2 separate regions of the Homo sapiens genome follow, and region 1 is linked to region 2. A link is a contact called in ENCODE Hi-C or POLR2A ChIA-PET data. All regions are on one chromosome and are shown on one strand. The core of a region is the stretch at or near the end of the contact, and the rest is flanking DNA. Distances in the headings are between cores, read along the strand shown. Region 1 overlaps LOC107985364 (a long non-coding RNA gene). Region 2 has its middle 75 kb from the start of LINC02971.

What was found. Hi-C counts contacts between places; a loop is a spot of excess contacts on that map. ChIA-PET counts read pairs that join two places held with the same protein, here RNA polymerase II (POLR2A). Pooled maps may share reads with other maps.
Region 1: a loop to region 2 is called in a map of HepG2, with 5 times the contacts of the local background. The contact joins two enhancer-like sites. A Hi-C loop is called at or near these places in 6 of 168 maps with a recorded cell type or tissue (Caco-2, GM12878, HepG2 and 3 more), 32 of 37 single-sample maps with no recorded cell type and 14 of 50 pooled maps. POLR2A ChIA-PET finds 5 or more read pairs at or near these places in 3 of 52 experiments (GM12878, HepG2 and activated B cell).

Annotation. Positions count from the first base shown.
Region 1 is chr1:234,767,370-234,770,667 of GRCh38, reverse strand. All of the region lies in intron 1 of LOC107985364 (a long non-coding RNA gene), which reads right to left. Among named protein-coding and RNA genes, the nearest start is that of LINC02961, 9.0 kb to the right of the region's middle. Within about 2 kb of position 1,792, at least 3 of the 41 ENCODE cell types and tissues checked have a DNase peak (open chromatin) inside an H3K27ac peak, as active enhancers do.
Region 2 is chr1:234,880,252-234,883,720 of GRCh38, reverse strand. No RefSeq gene overlaps it. Among named protein-coding and RNA genes, the nearest start is that of LINC02971, 75 kb to the left of the region's middle. RefSeq lists an enhancer at 1,054-1,123 and a silencer at 1,507-1,643. Within about 2 kb of position 2,185, at least 4 of the 41 ENCODE cell types and tissues checked have a DNase peak (open chromatin) inside an H3K27ac peak, as active enhancers do.

The DNA of each region.
Region 1 (3,298 bases), core at 543-3,042, 110 kb after region 2:
CTAAGAGAGCCATGACAATAGTTCTCAGCTTTTTGGGCTGACGCTATATTTGCTCATCTGGGGGCCTGGCACACAGCAGGTGCTCAATATATACATAAGCAGAGCTGGTGGCATAGGAAGCAGAAAGCTGGCACCAGGCTTCCTCAGGCCATGTCCAGACAGCAGAGCCAGCCTTTTGACGACCTCCAAACGTCTGGGAAGCCAGCGGAAGCCACCGCACAGCTCACACACATAATGATAGCTTTCTCCTTTCTTATCCCAGACGGTTTGGATGCTTAAAAAAATTGCTTGGGGGAATCAGCAGAGGGTGAGGGAAGCTCGGAAACCAGCCGCGAAGGAAAACAGGAAAGAAGCGGCTCTAATTAAAAGCAGCCAGCTCCCAGCTCCCTCTGCAGGGCTAGGGGTCCTGCTGAGAAGGGGAGGCTGTCCTCCTCGCCTGCTGGCGCAGGGGGCAGGCGGCCTGCACAGACCCTGCAGACGAGCCCGGGGGCTCTACAAAGAGGAGGGTCAGGGTTTGGTCAAGCTCTCTCCACAAGACGCCCTTGCCCTCACACCTCTCCTAAGTTCCTTCCTTCCCCACCCAGGCTCGGTGCTCGGGTCCACAGCGTGCATCATCTGAGGGGATCTGCAGAGCCACCTTCCGTTTCTTTCATCACAGAGAGAAGAGCCTCCTTTCAAGTTCTCTAACACTTGCTCTCAGCACACAGCATTTATTGTTGAGCGCTGTCGTTGGCCACTGCATTTCCAAGATATTTATGCAACAATATATACATTAGGACACAGCCGCTCTGTGAGATAAGTCAGTAGTGCCCCGTTAATTTTATAAATCCAAGAGAAGGCCCAGAGACGGTGAACAATTGGGCCATGGTCACACAGCAAGCTGCGCATTTGTATAATACATGCGTGGTAGGCGCAATTGAGGCACTGGAGAGACAAAGATGAAAAAGACACTGTTCCCGGTAAAATGGTAAGGAATGCAGACACATCTTGAACCAACAGGAATACAGTGGGAAAAGAAAAGAGATGCTGTATGAGATAATTAATCGCATGCAGAGGAAGAAGGGAGTAGTTTTGCTAGAGAGCGGGGGTGTCAGGGAGCATGGCTAGGACATAGTGGCGAGGTTCCAGGTCAAGCAGCCTGTCAGTGCTGAGGTTAGGCCTCCGAGTAATGGCAAAGAGACATCAGACAGATGGTGCTGGTCAGAAGGGCCAGCTGGCCTGGGGGGCATGTGGTAGGGAGAGAGGAGCAAAGGTTACTGCCCAGAACACCTGAGTCCAGTGTTGCCTCTGGCATTCACAACATTTGGACAAGTGATCTTAAACTCTCTGGGCCCACACCTGAGTTTCTCAGCTGAAACTGACTGGGACTGGATTTGATCCTGTAAGAACACTGTTAGCGCTAACATTCCAGGATTCATCATGAAGCCGTGAGCCCTCGACCATGGTCCATTGCATGGATTCAAACTTAGGCTACTTCAGGCCCAGCATCGTCCGTGGAGACGAGCATTCAATGACTTACTGATATTTACTTTGCACCTATTATGTACTTGGCACTGTGCTGAGCCTAGGGCCCCAGTAGTGCGGAAACAGACACTGGGTGCACTGGCAGGGACTGGAGAAAACCAGCTGCAGACAATATTCATCCCTGCACCAAGTCCTTCATGGTCTCTGCACACTTGCTCACCATCACTTCTGCTCCACGAGTGAGCACAAAGCGATTTCTGGGTAATTTCAGACACACAGCTTCAGCAGGTTCGCACTTTGATCTTAGCAAAGTTGCATTCTGCTGCTCTGGCACGCTCGGCTCCTCCTCAGGGCGTGGGAGTCAACGTTTAAGTAGATCAGAGTAAGCGGTACCCTGCTGAAGAGGTTTTTCCAAAGCCTGTGGTCAGTCACTGAGGGGCAACATAAGGAGGGGCAGGTTCCCCCCCCAACAGACTCACCCACCAGCCAGCCAGCTCACTGCCTATGGGTGGGCGAGGTCTCTCTCCCTTGAAAATGTCTGTAGCACCCAGAAGAGGCCCTGTTCAAGGTGAGTGCTCAGAAAACTCTGTGGTGATCAAGAAAGAGTAGTTGAAGTAAGCATTTCTATGCTGATATTTGATGCAAATGACTCAAAGGAGTATTTAGACCTTTGGGGAAAAGGTATTCTTTAGACCCTGGGACATGGGGCAGAACCAGAGGGAGGCAGAAGAGCCCAGTGGCAATGGCGTGCGGCTGGGACTTTCCCTGCTTTGTTTGGTGCATTAGAAGATAAGATCACAACTCAGTTCCTCATGATCAGAAGAGCTGGCCGGGGGATCAGGCATCCCAGTTAACCGGGGCAGAGTCCCATTCCCCACTGTTGTCCTTGCCTAATTATGAATTGTTCCCCTTTCATTCTTAGAAGTGTCCTTGTTTGAACAGTGTATTATGTGGTCACACTTGAAGAGATAAACCAGATGACTACTTTGAAATCTCAAATAACTAGGATAGAGGAGCCAAGCGTCAGAAAGAATGATGCCCACCCAGGTCCTGTGATGTGACCTAGAGCTGGCCACTTCAATGCAGCAGTCTCTTTCCCAGAAGCTCAAAGTGCTTCTCAGTTAGGACTATTTTCATCAGTTCTTACCCCTTCCCAATGTCAGGTTGGCACTAAAGTTCCGGCCCTTAGAACAAAGATTTTTGAAACCCCAAGTTGCCACGCACATTTTGGAAGTCCTTTTTTTCCTGCAAAGTATCTGTCCCTGCCTTTCCAGCAAGCCTTCATCCATTCTTTTCCATATCTCATGATCTGAGTGCTGTAGAGTATATTTTATGAGGAGAGAGCTGCACAGAGCTATCTCAGAATTACTGCCTCTGAAGGGAGGTCAGGGGGCCCTTGGGATATGGTAGAGAGGACCTGGACCCTGGAGCCATGGAAGCCTTGACTCCAATTCTGCCACATTGGCCTCATGACTGAAGGCCAGGATTTCTCATGAGTAAAATGCACATATGGTTGATGAGAGAGCTAAACCAGGAAATGAAGTAGGGTGACCAACTATGCCATTTGTTCAAGACTATCCTAGTTTTAGCTCTGAATGTCCCAGGAAATCCCTCTGACCAGGCACACTGGGATGGCTGGTGACCTTGAATGCTGCCTGATATTTACTAACTACTGAGTACATTTTAGTTCTCTCCCCTCTTCCTGTAAAAAAGAATTGCACTATTAATGGTGAAATTTAAGAGAGAGTGATAGATTAGTTAGTGGTAGAGCTATTTGTGGGTGCAAGGTTTTCCTAAAGCACTTAAAGTAGGGTGCACTCCCTACTCTACTGGC
Region 2 (3,469 bases), core at 936-3,435:
GAGGATGATCCTTTGCACTCTCTCTGAAATACTTAATAATCAATCATATGTACCTGGTCAGAAAGAACATAAGAATTCCAAATTACTCCTGTCCACTTGACTTTGTCCAGTAAGGAATTTAAAGGCAAACAGATCCTGAAGTTGCATTAGAACCCACAAAGATGACATAGGGAGTAAGAAAAGTTATTTTAACCTCCGGATGTTCTTCCCCACATGATCTAAGCACCTCTGGTGCCCTCCTGTATGTTCTGTCTTTCCTCACTGTTCTGCTCAGCACTTAGACCCCAGGCACAATGACCCTTGAGCTCCCAAAAAACATGGCTGCCTCCCTGTGATGTCCACAGCCTGCTGTGGAAAAAACTTAGTAGGAACAACTGTGCAAAGCCCATGGAGAGAGCCAGGACCACAAAGCCTTCTCTACAAGAGAATTGGTAAGTCCAGCCTCATGGCTGCTCTGAAGGGCAGCAGTAAGTCCTCTAGATAATCTGACCCTTGCACAGCCCTCAGCCCTGGGTTTTGCTAGTGGTGAGATGTGCGTGGGACAGGCACCCATTGGTGGCGGTTGTCCCAGACAGGCCCTTGGTAAATGATGTTGGGCAGAACTGAGAGTTCCTGCAGCGGTTCCTGAGGAAGAGCACCCAGGGTGCCACCGCTGCTAGGCCCTGGTGATTGATGTCCCCTGGCTGTCATCTCATCAGACCCCTGCCTGCCATGCACCTCTGTTCCTAGTTTGAGAATGTAGGCCAGACAGGCCTGAGGACAGCGTTCAGATGGGCAGAGCTGAGAGGGGCTGCACGGTCAGCCTCTGAACCTCTGTCAGATCAAGACCTGCCTGCACCTGCGGATGGGGAGGGAGGATGCAGAACAACTAGTGCTCAAGGAAAGGCTAAAGGATTTCTTGGTGGGCTTAGTCTCACAGGAAATGATAACCTCTACTGAATGAGTGCTGTTCGAGGTTTACCTTGTGTATGCATGGAGCAGAAGGAGGCAGAGTGACTTTGAGGAGCTCAGGGCCTGAGGTGGGGAGAGAGAGACTTGGGACAGACAGTGAAGTGACCACGAGGAAGGCACTGCCTCTGAGGTTTGAGGAGGTCTGTGCTGAGGGCTGAAGGCTAAGAAATGCGACAGGGGTGTCAGAAAAGGCTTCCTAAAGGAGTTGGACTTTGATCAGGGTTTTGAAGGATGCATAGAAGTTTTCCAGGCAGAAAGATGGGGAGTGCATCTCAGACAGAAGAACAACATGAAGCAAATGAACAAAATTGTGACAAAACATGATCAAGAACAACAGGAGCCAAGAGAGACCCCGTGATTTGAAATGCATGAAGTGTGTGGTTTGGTTACATAGTAGAGATCAGGTCTCTGTCTAGACTGATGATACAAAAAGTGATTATGGAACTTTCACTATTAGGTGTTACTCTCATTTTACAGATGAGAAGGACTAAGGGCATTTCAGTGTCTTTCCTGTTGTCACACAATTAGTTAAGTGGTGGATGCAGATTTCAAGCCTTGAGTCTGTGGTCTTTCCACTGAGCTGCGCGGCTTCCCTGGAAGAAACGCTGAGGGTTGACGGCTTGACAAGGCAAGATTTAGTGTAGTGAAATGCAAAATGTGTTTCCTGAGTGGCTCTAGGGTTACCCTGCCTGAGGGTGGGAGGCTGGCAGATTAGTGAGATTTTCATACGGTTAGCACTGGAAAGCCGTTCCACATGATGTCATAGGGTATGTCAATTAACAAGCATGTTCCACTCAATAACTCTGGGAAACATTCAATTAGACCTTATAGATGATCCCTTCATGCAGGACTTCTCAGAGTCTGCGCCTGGCTGATATGCGCTGTGAGTTTCTAAAAGAATGCCTGGTAGCCCTGTCCCTACTAAAAATACAAAAATTAGCCAGGCATGGTGGTGTACGCCTGTAATCCCAGCTACTCAGGAGGCTGAGGCAGGAGAATTGCTTGAACCTGGGAGGCGGAGGTGTCAGTGAGCTGAGATCGCACCACTGCACTCCAGCCTGGGTGACAGAGCGAGACTCCGTCTCAAAAAAAAAAAAAAAAAAAAAGAATTCAAAGTACAGTGGTGGTTTTCAGTGTGTGGGCCAGAAGTTTCAAGGGTCCTTGAGACCCTTTCAGGAGGGTCAGTTAAGTCGACACTACTTTCAGAACAAGACTAAGGCATCATTTTACCCTTACTTTGTCACAAGCATACACTGGAATTTTCTAGAGCCTACATGATAGTGCAACAGGTTGAATTCAGAAGCAGAAGTGAAAATCCAGCTCTTAAGCGGAACACTGAGGAGTTGGACCAAAACGTGGGACAGTGCCACTCTTTTCACTGGTATTTTTGTTTTGGGAAATAGAGTCATTTTTCACAAAAATATGGTGTTAGCAGGGAGTAAATTTATTATTATTTTTAAGTGAACGATTGCATATTTTAAAAAATTTCCAGTTTAATTTTGATGATAGTAAATATTGATAGGCATAACCCACATAAACAAAAGCTCTTTGAAGATTTTGATTTTTTTTTTTGAGACATGGTCTTGCTCTGCTGCCCAGGCTGAAGTGCAGTGGCATAATCATGGCTCACTGCAGTCTTGACTTCCTAGACTCAAATGATCCTCCTGCCTCAGCCTCCTGAGTAGCTGGGACTATAGGTGCATAACACCACACCCGGCTAATTTATACATTTTTCTGTAGAGATGGGGTCTCGCTAAGTTGCCCAGGCTGGTCTCAAACTCCTGGACTCAAGCAGTCCTCCCGCCTTGACCTCCCAGGGTGCTGGGACTACAGGCAGGAGTCACTACATCTGGCCTACTCTTGATAATTTTTAAGGGTGCAAAGGGTTCCTGAAACCAACAAGTCTGGGGACCACTGGGTATGTAGTATTTCTTAAACTTATTTAATCCAGAACTTCCCTATCCACCCATTTTAGGTCAGATAGCAACTATGCATCTCTTGGCATAGTGTTCCATATGGGAAGCGTTGGAATAGATGATCTTTGGTGGAGTCTGTCAACCCTGAGTTTAAAATGTGGCTCTGTCATTTAGTAGCTGTGTGACTTTGGGCACATTACTTAACCTTCTGAGTCACAGTTTCCTCATCGGTGTGATGGTGATAATAGTATAGTATTAATGTTACCTACACTCTAGGTTTGTTAAGAAGATCACGTGTGATGATGAATGAAAGGCACTCAATACAAACTAGCACCCAATAAATACTACTACTAATAATATTTGAAACAATAATATCATGATATATGACTCTAGGTACATCTTCATTAAAGACAATAACAATAATAAAAGTCTGTGAGAAATAGAGGAAGGATTGACTCTGAATGGGAGTCAGGAAGACCATGGTAGTTAGAAGAGATGGCTTCTCTGGGGTCTGACCTTGATTCTCTCACAAAAGACCTGGAGGTGGCTTTCCCACAGCTGAACTAGTGGTTGGCAATGAGGGGGCCTCATGTCAGTCTGTG